Regions from separate parts of the Homo sapiens genome. Here region 2 is linked to region 1. A link is an interaction called in ENCODE POLR2A ChIA-PET data of the cell type or tissue named here. Cell type or tissue: PC-3. All regions are shown on one strand. Each heading gives the region's core, and the rest is flanking DNA. Links, peaks and the distances in the headings are about the cores only.

Region 1 (8,441 bases), core at 145-8,144:
TATGAAACATAATAATAAAGCCAGCACCCTGTGAACCCACTGAAAAGCCCAGAATGTCAACCTTTCATGTCTTTCCTCTCCCATCCCCTCCCTACCCCCAGGAGTAACCCTGTCTTGAATTTTGACATGAACCATTCTCTTTTTTTTTTTTTTTCTTAAGAGACATGGTCTTGCTCTGTCGCCCAGGCTGGAGTGCAGTGACACGATCACAGCTCACTGTGGCTTCAAACTGTTGGGCTCAAGCGGTTCTCCCACCTCAGCCTCTCGAGTAGCTGGGACTACAGGTGCACACCTCCACATCTGGCTAATTTTTGTATTTTTTATAGAGATGGGGTCTCAATATGTTGCCAAGGCTGTTCTCCAACTCCTGGGCTCAAGTGATCCTCCCACCTCGGCCTCCCAAAGTGTTGGGATTACAGGCATAAGCCACACCACCTGGCTTATTTCCTTACCTTTCAAAAATAGCTTTAGCACATATGCCTGCAGGTCGTGCTTGGTTTTGAGCTTCATGGAAGTATCATACTTGACACACCCTTCCGTGACATTCCTCCATGACGTGCTTTTATCGCTTTGCCATGTTTCTAAGCTTCATCCTCATTGGTACGTGACATTGTCACTGCCACACTGTACTGCAGTGCTGCTGTGAACATCCTTGCTCATGGTCCTGTGCAGGAATTTCTCTAGAACAAAGTTCTCAACCTTGGCTATACATTAGACTCATCTGGGGACACTTTTTTTTTTTTTTTTTTTTTTTTTTGAGACGGAGTCTCACTCTGTTACCCAGGCTGGAGTGCAGTGGCACTGTCTTGGCTCACTGCAACCTCCGCCTCCCGGGTTTAAGCGATTCTCCTGCCTCAGCCTCCCGAGTAACTGGGATTACAGGCACCTGCCAGCATGCCTGGCTAATTTTTTGTATTTTTAATAAAGACGGGGTTTCACCACGTTGGCCAGGCTGGTCTTGAACTCCTGATCTGCCCGTCTCAGCCTCCCAAGGCACTGGGATTACAGGTGTGAGCCATCGTGCCTGGCCTGGGGGGATTTTTAAAACATCAACAGGCAGGGCATGGTGGCTCATGCCTATAATTCCTGCATTTTGGGAGGCTGAGATAGGAAGATCACTTGAGTCCAGTAGTTCAAGGCCAGCCTTGGTTATGGGCAACATAACCAGACCTCATCTCAGAAAAAAAAATTTTTTTTTTTTTTTTTTGAGACTGTCTTGCTCTGTTGCCCAGGCTGGAGTGCAGTGGCGTGATCTCGGCTCACTACAAGCTCCGCCTCCCGGGTTCACGCCATTCTCCTGCCTCAGCCTCCTGAGTAGCTAGGACTACAGGCGCCCGCCACCACGCCCGGCTTTTTGTATTTTTAGTAGATATGGGGTTTCACCATGTTAGCCAGGATGGTCTCGATCTCCTGACCTCATGATCCACCCACCTCGGCCTCCCAAAGTGCTGGGATTACAGGCATGAGCCACTGCGCCCAGCCGAAAAAAATTTTTTTAATTAGCTGGACATGGTGGCACATGCCTGTAATCCCAAGCACTTTGGGAGGCTCAGCCTGGATAACATAGTGAGACCCTATCTCTACAATAATAATAATAAATTTAGCCAGGCATGGTGGCATGTGCCTGTAGTCTCAGCTACTTGGGAGACTGAGATGGGAGGATTGCTTAAGCTCGGGAGGTTGAGGCTGCAGTGATCCGTAATCGCGCCACTGCACTCCAGCAAAACAAACAAACAAAAACCCTTCTTTGATTTAAAACTCCCCCAAGTGGCTGCCATCGGTGACAGCCGGGCTTTTTCAAAGGCGTGCGGTCTTTCCCCAGGTGTTCTTCCGTGCGGGCATCCTGGCCAGGCTTGAGGACATGAGGGACGAGCGTCTGGCCAAGATCATGACGATGCTGCAGTGTCGGCTTCGGGGCTTCCTCATGAGGGTGGAGTTCAAGAAGATGCTGGAACGAAGGTAGCACTCACAAACACCGACAGGAAGGCCCAGAGGAGCCACACGCACTCAGGGCCAGCTCCACTGGCCATGCTGCGTGGTGGGCCAGGGGTGGATGCCAATGTCTTGCTGGCACAAAGAACCCTGTGTGGCTGGCCAGGTGCGGTGGCTCATGCCTGTAATCCCAGCACTTTGGGAGGCTGAGGCGGGCGGATTGCCTGAGGTCGGGAGTTCAAGACCAGCCTGGCCAACATGGTGAAACCCCATCTCTACAAAAAATACAAAAATTAGCTGGGCGTGGTGGTGGGCACCTATAATCCCAGCTACTGGGGAGGTTGAGGCAGGAGAATCGCTTGAATCCGGGAGGCGGAGGTTGCAGTGAGCTGAGATCGTGCCATTGCACTCCAGCCTGGGCGACAGAAGCAAAACTCCGTCTCAAAAAAATAAAAAGAACCCTGTCTCTCAGAGCTGCCGCAACCAAGTTCACACACTGGGTGGCTTCAAACAACAGGAATTTTTAAAAATTTTTTTACTGATACCTAATAGCTATGCATATTTTAGGTTTTATGTGATAACTTGATACATTCATATAATAAAATCAGGATAACTGGGATATCCATCGCCTTAAATTTTATTTTTGAGTGGGGGATGGGGTCTTGCTCTGTAGCCCAGGCTGGAGTACAGTGGTGCGATCATAGCTCACTGCAGCCTCAACCTCTTGGGCTTGAGTGATACTCCCACCTCAGCCTCCTGAGTAGCTAGGACTACAGGTGCACTGTACCACACCTGGCTAATTTTTTTTTTGGTAGAGACAAGGTCTCCCTATGTTGCCTAGGCTCATTTCAAACTCCTGGGCTCAAGCAATCCACCTGCCTCAACTTCTCAAAGTGTTAGGATTACAGGCGTGAGCCACTGCGCCCAGCCCATCTTCCCTCTTTTTATATGGACACCAGTCATTGAATTAGGGTCCACCTTACTCCAGTATGACCACCTCATCTTAACTAGTTACATTTGCTGAGACCCTATTCCCAAACAAGGTTCCCTTCCTAGGTATTGGGTGTTAGGACTTCAACGTATCCTTTCGGAGGACACAGCTTAACCCCTAACAGGAAACAACTAATATAAACCCTCTCTTTATAGTTTCAAGTCATGTCACAGCCTTCCTCTTACTTGATTCACATAATGATGCTATGAGAGGGGCATGGTAGGGCCAGCACCCCCACTTTACAGATGTGGAAACTGAGGTCTGAGAGGTTAAGGAACTGGGGCAGGTTCATGCAGAGCCAGGATTAGAACTCAGCAATTCTCACTCCACATCCCTGCCCTTGGAACCATGTTTTTCAGCCATCTCCCTAACCTGGTAATTTTTAAAGGGCTGGGTCTGGCCAGGTGTGGTAGCCCATACCTGTAATCCCAGCACTTTGAGAAGCCAAGGTGGGAGATCACTTGAGCTCAGGAGTTTGAGACCAGCCTGGGCAACAGGAGATAGGGAGACCCCATCTCTACAAAAAAAAACAGAAACAAAAAATTCGCAGGTGGTGGTGCATGCCTGTAGTCCCAGCTACTTTGGAGGCTGAGGCAGGAGGATTGCTTGAGCCAGGGAGTACAAAGTTCCAGTGAGCCATAATTGCACCATTGCACTCTAGCCTGGGCAACAGAGTGAGACCCTGTCTCAAAAAAAAAAAAGGTAGGTCCATCCCAGATGACCTGTGATTCACTCTATTTCTTTGTGGTCATAGAATTAGTAATGAATTCCTGTTCCCATCAGCAGGCCACCTGCAGCCCTGGACTGAAGGCAGGGATACCAGTTAGGGGCTGATGTGAGGGATCTTGGCCTGATTCAGCCCAGGGCCTTGGTGCACAGGAGGTCCTCAATAAATGGCAGTTGAGTGAAGCTGCAGGGAACAAGAAACGGGCAGATTCCAGCAACTTTGCAGATCCATGGGATTTGGAGACTAATGGGTGATTTCTGGTGGAGGAGGGAAAATGCAGGAGTCAATGACTGGTATGTCTCAGCCTTGTGCCATCTGGGAGGGACCTGGTTCCATCAGGTTTCACCTCAGCTCCCTTATCGTGCTGCTAAGCTCTGACCCCAACGTGAGTCTCCCTGCCGCAGACCACATGGGCAATGCTGGGTCTCGAGAAGGCACTTTGGTGTCTGAACAAGGTAGATCTGCTGGCTTCTATTCCCAGGCCCCACCCCTTCCCCAGGGAAGCCAGGTCCTAACACCTTCATTGTAACCCACTCAACCCTGGATTCTTTTCGCAGAATGGGCCTGAAAGTCATTCAGCAGAACGTGCACAAGTTCCTGCAGCTCCGTTTCTGGGGCTGGTGGAAGCTGTACAACAAGGTGAGGGCCGAGGGGCCAGGCCAGGGGGGACTGCTGCTGCCTATGGGCTGGGGGAGGGCTTGATCCTGGACAGAGATGCCCCTCGGGAGTGAGAGGCTGCAAGAACAGTTTGAAAATGAGGGCACCTTAGAGACAAAAATCTAGCCTCTGTCCAGACAGGGACTAATTCCTCCCTAAGAAAAATCATGGGGCGGGCACAGTGGCTCACACCTGTAATCCCAGCCCTTTGGGAGGCTGAGGCAGGAGGATTGCTTGAGGCCAGGAGTTTGAGACCAGCCTGGGCAACACAGTGAGACCCCATTTCAAAAGAAAAGAAAGGAAGAGAGAGAGGAAAGTAAGAAAGAGAGGAAAGGAAGGGAGAGAGGAAAGGAAGGGAGAGAGGAAAGGAAGACAGAGAGGAAAGGAAGGGAGAGAGGAAAGGAAGACAGAGAGGAAAGGAAGGGAGAGAGGAAAGGAAGGGAGAGATGAAAGGGAGAGAGGAAAGGAAGGGAGAGAGGAAAGGAAAGGAGAGCAAGTGTCTTTCTGCCTTCCATCTCATCCCTCAAAATAAAATCCACTTAAGATGGAGAGCGCCATACCACCCCCACCAAAAAAAGTGAGCTTGATTATTGACTCCTTGCCCCTGGGCATGTTGAGGCATCTTCAACTCCAGTGAGTTCTTGGCTTAGAGCTGGGGGAACCTCAGGAAATGATAAGGTCCGACCTCTCATTTCCTGTTCTTCCGAAACAGCAATGAGTATGGTATGTGAGTCAGCCAGGTGGTGGGACCCACAGAGGTCCCAAGCAGCCAGGCCACCCTCAACCAAGGCAGGAGGCCACCAGCCATGGCACTGCACATGGGTCCAATCATGCCTGTGCTGGGGCCACCATTAAGAGGGACATGTCTCTGGGCACCAGAAGAGGGAGTCAGGCACCAGGCAGCTATGTTCAGGAGAAAGGAGGACCCGCAGAGGGTGGGGACAGGCTCTGAGTCATCTCGGGTGGCCCTGAGTCCTCCATAGCTCACAAGGAAGTTTCTTTACACTCCCCCATGGGAAAGAACTAGCTAACAATCAGCACCCACCACAGATGGAAAGGGAGGAATAGTAAGTTCTGCTTCCCCAAATGTATCCACACACAGGCCGGCCCTGGAGGACCTGGGATTGGAGAGGAATCTAGGTGAGCATGTCTCAAAGGCCAGGCGTTGCCGGTGCCGCCTGGCTTTCCCCGCCTGTTCCATGACTCACCTTTCTTTACATTAATTCACTTTTTTTTTTTTTTTTTTTTTTGAGACGGAGTCTCACTCTGTCACCCAGGCTGGAGTGCAGGGGCACAATCTCAGCTCACTGCAACCTCCGCCTCCCGGGTTCAAGTTATTCTCCTGCCTCAGCCTCCTGAGTATCTGGGATTACATGCATCTGCCACCCTACCTGGCTAATTTTTGTATTTTTAGTAGAGACAGGGTTTTACCATGCTGGCCAGGCTGGTCTCAAACTCCTGACCTCAGGTGATCCACCCGCCTTGGCCTCCCAAAGTGCTGCTGGGATTATAGATGTGAGTCATTGCACCTGGCCTCGCTTTTTTATTTTGGAAAAAAAAAATTTTTTTTTGACACAGGGTCTCACTCTGTTGCCCAGGCTAGAGTGCAGTGATGCAATCATAGCTCACTGCAGCCTCTAACTCCGGGCTCAAGCGATCCTTCCACCTCAGCCTCCCGAATAGCTCAGACTATAGGTGTGTGCCACCATGCCCAGCTAATTTTTAATTTTTGTTTTTGAAGAGACAGGGTCTTGCTATGTTGCCCAGGCTGGTCTCAAACTCCTGGCCTCAAGCAATCCTCCCACCTCAGCCTCCCAAATGGCTGAGATTACAGGTACACAGCGCCCGCCCAGCTCATTTTTAAATTTTTTGTAGAGACAGCGTCTTGCTACATTACCCCAGCCAGTCTCAAACTCCTGATCTCAAGTGATCCTCCCCAGCCTCCAGGAATTACAGGCGTGAGCCACTGTGCCCAGCCACAACTTTTACTTTAAAAGGAAACTTTGTAGTCTTACCTGCTTTAATCTCATCCTAAGCAAATGTTACCCACAAAATTGTGGATTTGAGTTTTCATTTTTTAAATTGCCTATTAAAGTAACTATGTCACAACTCTAATCAAAGGGTGTCTATGCTTGAATGCATCTCACCAGATCCCTTGGTATACAATTAGACTCTGGGAAGACCCAGGCCAATGGCCTTTAAGGTTCCTTCTGAGCAAGACATGGTAGCAACAGCTGTAAACTCCCCTGCTTGTTACTAATTAGACCTGACAGAACAAGGTCCTGTTCTAATTAGTTTTTCTTGTTGTTGAGACAAAATCTTGCTCTGTTGCTCAGGCTGGAGCGCAGGGGCATGATCTGGCTCACTGCAACCTCCGCCTCCCGGATTCAAGCGATTCTCCTGCCTCAACCTCCCGAGTAGCTGGGATTAAGGCGCCTGCCACCACGCCTAATTTTTTGTATTTTTAGTAGAGACGGGATTTCACCATGTTGGCCAGGCTGGTCTTGAACTCCTGACCTCAGGTGATCTGCCCGCCTTGGCCTCCCAAAGTGCTGGGATTACAGGCGTGAGCCACTGCGCCCGGCCTTTTTAGTTTTTGTTGTTGTTGTTCTAAATCCTCTCCTCTTAGTATTCTAACTAAGCTCTAATATTATTTAACAAAGCCAGATAGGCTGGGTCAATGAAAAAACACTTGTAGTAGGTTTCCATTGAATAAAAAGTGCTACACAGCGGCAAAGTATGGTGGTTACTGCAACCTTTTCATGCCAGCTTTGCCACTGTGACATCTCAGATTCTCAACAGCCAGGCTGGCAATGAACGAGGTTTATCTGTTATCTTTCAAAAGAGGCGCAGGCTGTCCCTCCTCCCAAATCCATGTCTAGGGCATTTTCCCTCCTGGGAAATGTATCTATTGACTATGTATCTATTGTATCTATGGTATAATGTTTCTGTGGTTCCCAGGGGACCTGCCCCACCAGCTCTGCTAGGTGCTTTAGGAACCCCAAAGGGATGGGAGGGAGGTCTTTGAGGGGCTTGCAGATGCAGGGCAGAATACAGGTGGTAGGACCGGACGGAGCCTGGCGCTCCAGTGCAGGTGAGAAGGGCCAAGTGCACAGAGAGGTCCCGATGGGTGCTGCGGGTGCAGAGCACGAGCAAATGCTCCCGGCTGAATGGCAAAGAAGGCCCAGCCCTATAGACACAGGTGCAGGGGCACTGGCCATGGTGGGAAGTATCAGCTGACACAGTGCAGGAGGAGGGCAGGGGCTACATTGTGGAAGGCCTGCAAGGCCAAGTCGAGAGGTGTGACTTCATGTTAGACAGAAGATGAAAGGAGTGAGAGAGAGAGAGGGAGAGTAAGAGATGGAGAGAGACACACACACATAGAGAAAAACAAAGAGAAAGACACAGAAAATGAGAGAGAGAGAGACAGCACAACAGAGAGACAGGCAGAGAGAGAGACAGAGATAAGAGAGACAGAGATGAGACAGAGAAAGAGACAGAGAGAAAGACAGAAACAGAAACACGGAGAGAGAAAAAGAGAGAGCAGAGCAACAGAGACTGAGAAGAGAGGCAGAGATAGGAATGGCATGAGAGAGACACAGAGAGAGAGAGAGACACAGAGAGAGAGAGAGAAACAGTGGGCGAGTGAGAGAGACAGCAAAATGAGGCAGACAGAGACAGAAACAGAGAGCCAGAGGTGGGAGGACTCAGTAGGGAAGGAAGGAGGGAGGGGACCCCAAGGCTGTGCATTTCACTGGGGCTCCTGGTGTCTACACAACATGCAGAACAGATGTAAGCCTTGGGTCACCCAGATGCCGAGGACACCTAACTCCATGTCCCTCAGGATTAAAGAGCATCCTAAGAATTGTCCTAGGGGAGGATGGGCCTTCTCTGTTGAGGCCAGGGATGCTTTACACAAGGAGCTCAGCCTGGTGGCATCTGTGGAGAGGGACCCCACCCGCAGAGCTACAGCAAGAGCTGCTTCCCACCACAGTGGTGCTGTGAGGTCACGCCTGAGGCAGAGACTCCACAGCCCTCCGTCTACCCCCCAGCAAACCCCATTCTCCTAACACTCTTTGGTGTTGCTCATTGCCCAGGTCAAGCCACTCCTGAATGTGGCTCGGCAAGAAGAGG
Region 2 (8,441 bases), core at 245-8,244, 58 kb after region 1:
ATCTTTGATTATAAAGCCATCTGTTCTCCTGCAGCTTTGGAACCTTCTGTCTATGTCAACTCGTAGCTTAAATTGCCGAGATTATCTTAGTTCTGCCCTCTCTCCTCAATTTTATCTAGTCTTGTGGTTTCACATAGGGCCTGGGTTTTCAGGTATCTAAAAACAGAGGAGGGGCATCAGTCAGGAAGGTGTTTTTGTCCTGTTAGGGAGTGGGTAACTGTGGTTGTTGTCTTCCTTTTTTTTTTTTTTCCTGCAGCCTCGACCTCCTGGGCTTAACAGATCCTCCCACCTCAGCCTCCTGAGTAGCTGGGACTACAGGCGTGTGCCACCACACTGGGCTAATTTTCATTTATTTTTATTTACTTATTTTTGGAGATAGAGTCTCACTCTGTCACCCAGACTGGAGTGCAGTGGTGTGATCTTGGCTCACTGCAACCTCCACCTCCTGGGTTCAAGCGATTCTCCTGCCTCAGCCTCCCGAGTAGCTGTGACTACAGGCATGAGCCACTGCGCCTGGCTAATTTTTTTTTTTTTTTTGTATTTTTTGTAAAGACAGGGTCTCCATATGTGGCCCAAGCTGGTCTGGAGCTCCTAAGCTCAAGCTATCCTCCCACCTCGACCTCCCAAAGTGCTGGGATTTTGGGTGTGAGACACCACACCCAGCTTATATGGCTATTTTCTCCCACAAAGTATTCAGAGATCTTCTGGAGTTCATCTGTTAATCACAGTTAAAGGAAGGGACCATTTCGGAAAACTCCTATTTTGGACGCGGAGTGGTGATACTTTGATCTAGTTGTCTCATCCAATGCTGAAACAAATCCTATATAAAGAAGTTTAAAATGGTCTGCTGGTGAGGCTGGTGCCTGGACTGGAGCCTGTCTGAATGTTGAGGAGGGTGTGGTGACCTTGTTGGAGTACTTGATGTTGCTAGATTGGCTAATGAGAGTGATTAGGAACTAGGTGAATCACGGTCTTGAAAACTGACCCTAAACAGGGGACAGAAATGCCCACTTTTGTGGGCATTTTCAAGCTCCAAAGGAGTAGGGCCAAGAATTTATAGCATATGTCAACGTTTCCAAGCTCAGAGGAAACTAACTGGTGGGTTCTATGGTTGGTTTAAAAGCCTTGAGTTGGCCAGGTGCAGTGGCTCACGCCTGTAATCCCAACACTTTGAGAGGCTGAGGCGGGTGGATCACCAAGGTCAGGAGTTTGAGACCAGCCTGACCAACATGGAGAAACCCCGTCTCTACTAAAAATACAAAATTAGCCAGGCATGGTGGCACGTGCCTGTAATCCCAGCTACTCAGGAGGCTGAGGCTGGAGAATCGCTTGAACCCGGGAGACGGAGGTTGCGGTGAGCTGAGATCACACCATTTCACTCCAGCCTAGGCAACAAGAGCAAAACTCCATTTAAAAAATAGAAAAGCCTTGGGTCAAAGGGAGAAAGGGAACCTGCTGGCATGTATTTCAGGCTAGGCTCTGTACTACTTGCTTTCACATGTCTCATTTAATTCTCCTTGTGATCTCAGTGGTATATCCACTTTACAGAAGAAAAAAATGAGATTTAGAGATATCAAGTGACTTGCCCAGGGTTTCATAGCTAGTGTGTGTCAAAAGCCAGGGTTCAAACCCAGCCTCGGCTTCAGAGCCCATGGCTAGCCATACATCAGAATGACTCTGTACTCAGTGATAGATAAAGAAAAGGGGTGGGGGCCGGGCATGGTGGCTCATGCTTGCAATCTTAACACTTTGGGAGGCTGAAGTGGGCAGATCACTTGAGCCCAGGAGTTTGAGACCAGCCTGGACAACATAGGGAGACCCCTGTCTTTACAAAAAACTAAAAAATTAGCAGGGCATAGTGATGCATGCCTGTGGTCCCAGCTACTCAGGAGGCTAAAGTGGGAGGATGGCTTGACCCTGGGAAGCCGAGGTTGCAGTGAACTGAGATCACACCACTGCAGTCCAGCCTGGGTGACAGAGCAAGACCTTGTCTGAGAAAAAAACTCAGAGAGAGAGAAAAGGGATGAGGGGGGAGGGAGGGAGGAAAAGAAAAGGGATGAGGGGCAGGGCGCGGTGGCTCACGCCTGTAATCCCAGCACTTTGGGAGGCCGAGGCAGGCGGATCACGAGGTCAGGATATCGAGACCATCCTGGCTAACACGGTGAAACCCCATCTCTACTAAAAATACAAAAAAATTGGCCGGGTGTGGTGGCGGGCCCCTGTAGTCCCAGCTACTCGGGAGGCTGAGGCAGGAGAATGGCGTGAACCCGGGAGGCAGAGTTTGCAGTGAGCCGAGATCGTGCCACTGTACTCCAGCCTGGGCGACAGAGCGAGACTCCGTCTCAAAAAAAAAAAAAAGAAAATAAAGAAAAGGGATGAGGAGTTCCTGGCATTTTTATTTGTCCCCTTTTCTCCCTCTCTAGCTCTATTAAGACAAAGCTTTTCAGATTTCACTTAAACATTAACCATAGTTTAGAAATTATAATTATCACCCTATGACAGAAGGTACCCTTTCTTGGTACATAATTCAAGCTATTAGGAATTTCTTCTGCATTCACTGGGTTTCATGAATGCAAGTGGTGTTTGCTAGGTGCATTCTAAATTTGACAAACATGAGTGTTGTCTTGGCCTGCAGACTTAAAATAGCCACCTGATTATAAAAGAAGTACAGGTCTTAAGTGTATGTCCAAATATGGAACTTGAATGATATGGCAAAATTAGAAATGCAATTTTAGAAGTAATTACACTGTTGTGTAAATGGCCACCTCTTTTGAAGTCTTTGCTACATTGCTTATAAAACACTGAGTTGAACATGAGAAAGCCTTTTGTCTGCAGCTGTACTTTTCAACTGGACATGAACCATGTACTTTTATGGCACGTAGATATTCACATCAAATTTCTGATTTGCAGACCGATTTTATTTTTAGTTAACAAATAAGCTTATCAAATGTGGCTTTTGAACTAAAGCGCTTTTAATTAAGGAGTTATAACAGCATGTTATTTTGAGTAGCTGTTACTAAAATCTGTTGTGATGGAACAATTTGGAGTGAGCATCTGATATCAGAGATAAAGAGAGAAGCATGCAGTGAGCATCTGGAAGTTCTTGTAAAAAAAAAAAACAAATTAAACATTCTCATTTGAATGCATTTAAAATTTTTTTAAATTGCCAATTCCTAAGCTTTTTCTTTGTTAGTTGTAGTTTGCTTTCTCGACTGTATAAAAGAAAAAAGTAATGACTTAACTATCTTCACTCTTAGAATAGAATATGAAATGCTAGCATTTCTCTGCCAGTTCAAGGTATCAGATGTTTTTTATTTAAAGTTGCACTTACCTTTGGGTTCCCCCCCCCTTTTTGTTTGTTTGTTTGTTTTGTTTTGATACAGAGTCTCACTCTGTCACCTAGGCTGCAGTGCAGTGGCACCATCTTGGCTCACTGCAACCTCCGCCTCCCATGTTCAAGAGATTCTTGTGCCTCAGCCTCCTGAGTAGCTGGAATTACAGGTGCCTGCCACCATGCCCGTCTGATTTTTGTATTTTTAGTAGAGATAGGGTTTCGCCATGTTGGCCAGGCTGGTCTCGAACTCCCGACCTCAGGTGATCCGCCCACCTCGGCCTCCCAAAGTGCTGGGATTACAGGCTTGAGCCACCATGCCTGGCCTGGGTTCCTTTACAATTAGCAGAGGTGCTGCTTCTGCTTTCTGAGACTGATTTCTGCTTTGTCAGCTGAACTTTCATTGTTCACTTTACAACCTTCTAGTGGCCCTTCCATTCATTTCCTGCTTGCATCAGAATTCATATCTCACATTTCAGCCTCCACCCAAGGTTAACATGACACATACTTACGTGTGTTGAAACTTGAGTTTATTGTGAGGGTGCCTCCTGGAAATGATAAAGTTGGGGGTAGAGGAAGGCTGGCTGCTTTTTGAAAAATGTTCCCATTTCAGTTAATGGTTGCTTCTTCAAGTGTATCTAGATTTGGGTACCTATAAAATAGAGAATTTTTAATTTAATGTTTTGCAGATTCCTGCTTTTCATTTAGTTACAATTAAAAGTTTAAAAAGTATTATCACAAACGCCTACATACTCTTTGCCTAGATTCACCAGTTAGCATTTTGCCACATTCACATTCTATATATTTTCTGTCCTGAACTATTGAAAATAAGTTACAGTGGCTGGGCATGGTGACTCATGCCTGTAATCCCAGCACTTTGGGAGGCTGAGGCAGGTGGATCACTTGAGCCCAGTCAGAGCAGCCTGGGCAACATGGTGAAACCCCATCTCTACAAAAATTACCTGGGCTTGGTGGTGCATGCTTGTAGCCACAGCTACTCAGGAGGCTGAGGTGGGAGGATCACTTGAGGCCAGAAGACGGAGGCTGCAGTGAGCATAGATTGCACCACTGCCCTCCAAACCTGGGTGAGAGAGCAAGACCCTATCTCCCCTGCCCCCCACCCAAAAAAAGAAAAGAAGTTACAGAAGACATCATGATACTTCATCCCTGAACACTTCATCATTATCTTTGTCTCCTAAGAGCTAGGACATTCTCCTATCTAATGGCAATACCGTTATCACACCTAAGAAAATGAAAATAATTCCATATGTAATATCTAGTTTAAATTGTAATTTTCCCTGTTATACAAAATACATCTTTTCTGCCCATTTTTTAAAATGTGGATTATGGGCCAGGCACAGTGGCTCACACCTGTAATCTCAGCACTTTGGGAGGCTGAGGAGGGCGGGTCACTTGAGGCCAGGTGTTCAAGACCAGCCTGGCCAACATGGTGAAAGTCCATCTCTACTAAAAATACAAAAATTAGCTGGGCCTGGTGGTGCACACTTGTAATCCCAGCTACTCAGGAGGCTGAGGCAGGAGGATCACCTGAGTCCAGGAAGTGGAGGTTGCAGTGAGCTGAGATGGTGCCACTGTACTCCAGTCTGGGCAACAGAGTGAGACTCTGTCTCAAAAAAAAGAAATTATATTATAATCAACTTTCACTTATCAAATTTGGTTTTCATAGCTCTCTAGAACAGTTCTCATCCTGCCTCCATATTGCCTTTTTGGAATAGTCCAGGCCAGTTCTTCTATAGAATGGCACACACCCTGGCTTTAACTGTTTATTTCCTCCTTGTGTTGCTTGACTAGTTCCTTTATCCTTTATTTCTTGTAAACTGAAAATTAGATCTGAATCTTGATTGGATTTAGAGTAAATATGTTTGGCATAGAGACTTCATTGGTAGGTTGACCATATTCCCAGGTTTCTCCAGGATAGCCCTGTGACCTGTTGTGTTGGCATAATTATTATTTATTTTTGCTCTCAGAAGTGTTCTGGTTTGGATGGTACGTTAAGTCACTATTTATAAGTGACGATGTGTACTTCATGTGGACTGCCATCAGGAGGCCCATCCAGTTAGATTGATCCACTATTTATAACATGGTGATTACGTGGTGATTGCCAGATTTCTTCAACGTAAAGGCATCTTTTTCTCTTTGTAGTTAATAAGCAATCTGTGGGATGATAATTTGAGACTAGGAATATCCTGTACCCATGGTTTAAGAGTCCATTGACGACCCTGAACAGAATAAATTCCACATTAGTTGTTACAATGCTAGATTTATTCAGATGGTTAAGTTTTGACAATGAGATAGATTTTTTTTTTTTTTTTTGAGACAGAATCTCACTGTGTCGCCCAGGCTGGAGTGCAGTAGCGCGATGTCGGCTCACTGCAAGCTCCACCTCCCAGGTTCGCCATTCTCCTGTCTCGGCCTCCCAAGTAGCTGGGACTACAGGCGCCCGCTACCATGCCCGGCTAATTTTTTGTATTTTTAGTAGAGACGGGGTTTCACCGTGTTAGCCAGGATGGTCTGGATCTCCTGACCTCGTGACCTGCCTGCCTTGGCCTCCCAAAGAAAGTTCTGGGATTAGAGGTGTGACCACCATGCCCGGCCTTTTTTTTTTTGAGACAGAGTCTCGCTCTGTCGCCCAGGCTGGAGTGCAGTGGCATGATCTTGATTCACTGCAACCTCTGCCTCCTGGATGCAAGCAATTCTCCTGCCTCAGCCTCCCGAGTAGCTGGAACTAGAGGCGTGTGCCACCACGCCCAGCTAATTTTTGTATTTTTAGTAGAAACTGGGTTTCACCAGGTTGGCCAGGCTGGTCTTGAACTCCTGACCTTGTGATCCACCTGCCTTGGCCTCCCAAAGTGCTAGTATTACAAGCGTGAGCCACCGTGCCTGGCCAGATTATTTTTTAATGGGAGGACAATGTTTTATTTATTTCCGAACATCTTAAGATCCTCAGGCAACTTAAACATTGGTTACTTGCCTTTTCCCTATTGTATAAAATGCTTTTTGTTATTGTTCATTGCAGCTTTCTCTCCTTTGAAAACACTAAGAATAATGTCACTGCATCAGTTTTTACTAGAGCCAATCACCTGTCATGCCTGGAACAGGGATCGTACTCGTAAGTATTTTATTAACTTTGCTTTTGTATTTTGGTACCTTTGGTACATTTCATCTTTAGACACATTTAGGGCTCACATATCTCAGTATCACATGTGCAAAGAACATACATCTATTATATACATTCAGAAGGGAACTAAGTCAGTCCTTTGGTTTACAGATAGATAAACTGAGGCCCAGAGTGAAGGAAGGGCTTTGCAGAGGTTACATACCAAGTTCACATTTAGTCAGAGCACTAGGACCTAGAATAAGCTGTTTCAGAGACAAGTGGTTTGCTCCTGAGCTACTCAGAGCATTATTAACTAGTATTTACTATGTTATTCTTAGTCAGCTTGAGTTTCTAGTTTTCTAGCTCCAGCAAACTAGAAAGGGATGGAGAATGCTCTTAGAAGTAGGCACAGTTCAGCAAGCAAAGTGACAGATAATATGACAAGATGAGGCTGGGTGCAGTGGCTCCTGCCTGTAATCCCAGCACTTTGGGAGGCCAAGGCAGGCAAATATCTTGAGCTCAAGAGTTCAAGACCAACCTGAGCAACATGGGGAAACCCTGTCTCTACGAAAAAAAATAGAAAAACTGTGTGTGTGTGTACACACACACACACACACACACACACATATATATGTATTTTTTTTTTTTGAGACAGAGTCTCGCTTTGTCACAAGGCTGAGCATGGAGGCTCATGTCTGTAATCCCAGCACTTTGGGAGACCGAGGCGGGCAGATCATTTGAGGTCAGGAGTTCGAGATCAGCCTGGCCAACATGGTGAAACCCCATCTCTACTAAAAATAAAAAAAATTAACCAGGTGTGGTGGTACCTGCCTGTAATCCCAGCTACTCAGGAGGCTGTGGCAGGAAAATCGCTTGAATCCGGGAGGCAGAGGTTGCAGTGATCTGAGATTGTGCCACTGTACTCCAGCCTGGGTGACAGGGCAAGACTCTCTTTCTCAAAAAAAAAAATAATAACAATAATAATTAAATAATAAAAACACAGAAAGAGCAGGATTGGGGAGAAAAAGTCCAATTTCGCTTATTTTTCTTTTGTTGCTTGTACTTCTGCTGTTGTATCAAAGAAACCATTGCATAATCCAGGATCACAACAATGTGTGCCTATGCCTGTGTTTCCTTCTAAGAGTCTTAAAGCTTTAGTCCTTTTATGTAGGACTTTGGTCCATTTTGAGTTAATTTTTGTGTATCCTGTAAGATAGGGTTCCTTTTGTATGTAGATATCCAGTTTTCATTTTTTTCTTCTTTTTTTCTGTGTTTATTTATTTATTTATTTATTGAGACAGAGTCTTGCTCTGTCATCCAAGCTGGAGTGCAGTGGTGCAATCTCGGCTTACTGCAACCTCCGCCTCCCAGGTTCAAGTGATTATCATGTCTGAGCCTCCCAAGAAGCTGTGATTACATGCATGCGCCACCACACCTGGCTAATATTTTTTTTTTTGAGACGCAGTCTCGCTCTGTCGCCCAGGCTGGAGTGCAGTGGCACAATCTTGGCCCACTGCAAGCTCCGCCTCCGGGGTTCACACCATTCTCCTGCCTCAGCCTCCTGAGTAGCTGGGACTACAGGCACCAGCCACCATGCTCGGCTAATTTTTTTTGTATTTTTAGTAGAGACAGGGTTTCACCTGTTAGCCAGGATGGTCTCAATCTCCTGACCTCGTGATCTGCCCGCCTTGGCCTCCCAAAGTGCTGGGATTACAGGTGTAAGCCACTGCGCCCGGCCCACACCTGGCTAATTTTTGTATTTTCAGTAGAGACAGGGATGCGCTATGTCACCCAGACTGGCCTCGAACTCCTGGCCTCCAGCAATCCACCTGCCTTGGCCTCCCGAAGTGCTGGGATATACTTAGTGGGCATGAGCCACCACACCGGCCAAGATAATCGAGTTTTTCCTGCACCTTTTGTTGAAAACTATCCTCTCTGTTTTATTGCCTTGGCCCCCTTTTTGAAAATCAACTGACTGTAAAGATGAGAGTT

Evidence for each region. ChIA-PET counts read pairs that join two places held together with the same protein. Peaks named below come from ENCODE experiments on the same cell type or tissue, not always from the same donor. Only the 100,000 strongest peaks of a DNase experiment are listed, where the experiment ranks them.
Region 2: POLR2A ChIA-PET joins it to region 1 with 20 read pairs; 7 of 35 experiments call an interaction of 5 or more read pairs at or near these places.

What each region holds. Positions count from the first base shown.
Region 1 is chr7:99,269,135-99,277,575 of GRCh38, forward strand. MYH16 (myosin heavy chain 16) reads left to right here and starts at 3,705. Exons shown (of 24, transcript NM_001431356.1): 1 at 3,705-3,943; 2 at 4,208-4,289; 3 at 8,405-8,441. The coding sequence starts at 4,209. In PC-3, for the core only: a CTCF peak has its summit at 5,183 (motif pointing right); DNase peaks (open chromatin) are centred at 3,727, 5,007 and 5,337; H3K4me3 peaks cover 340 bases; H3K27ac peaks cover 3,495 bases.
Region 2 is chr7:99,326,957-99,335,397 of GRCh38, forward strand. It overlaps ARPC1A (actin related protein 2/3 complex subunit 1A), which reads left to right. Exons shown (of 10, transcript NM_006409.4): 2 at 6,369-6,461. The coding sequence starts at 6,398. Among named protein-coding and RNA genes, the nearest start is that of ARPC1A, 5.3 kb to the left of the region's middle. In PC-3, for the core only: no CTCF peak of the experiment used is centred there; a DNase peak (open chromatin) is centred at 3,805; H3K4me3 peaks cover 3,501 bases; H3K27ac peaks cover 4,160 bases.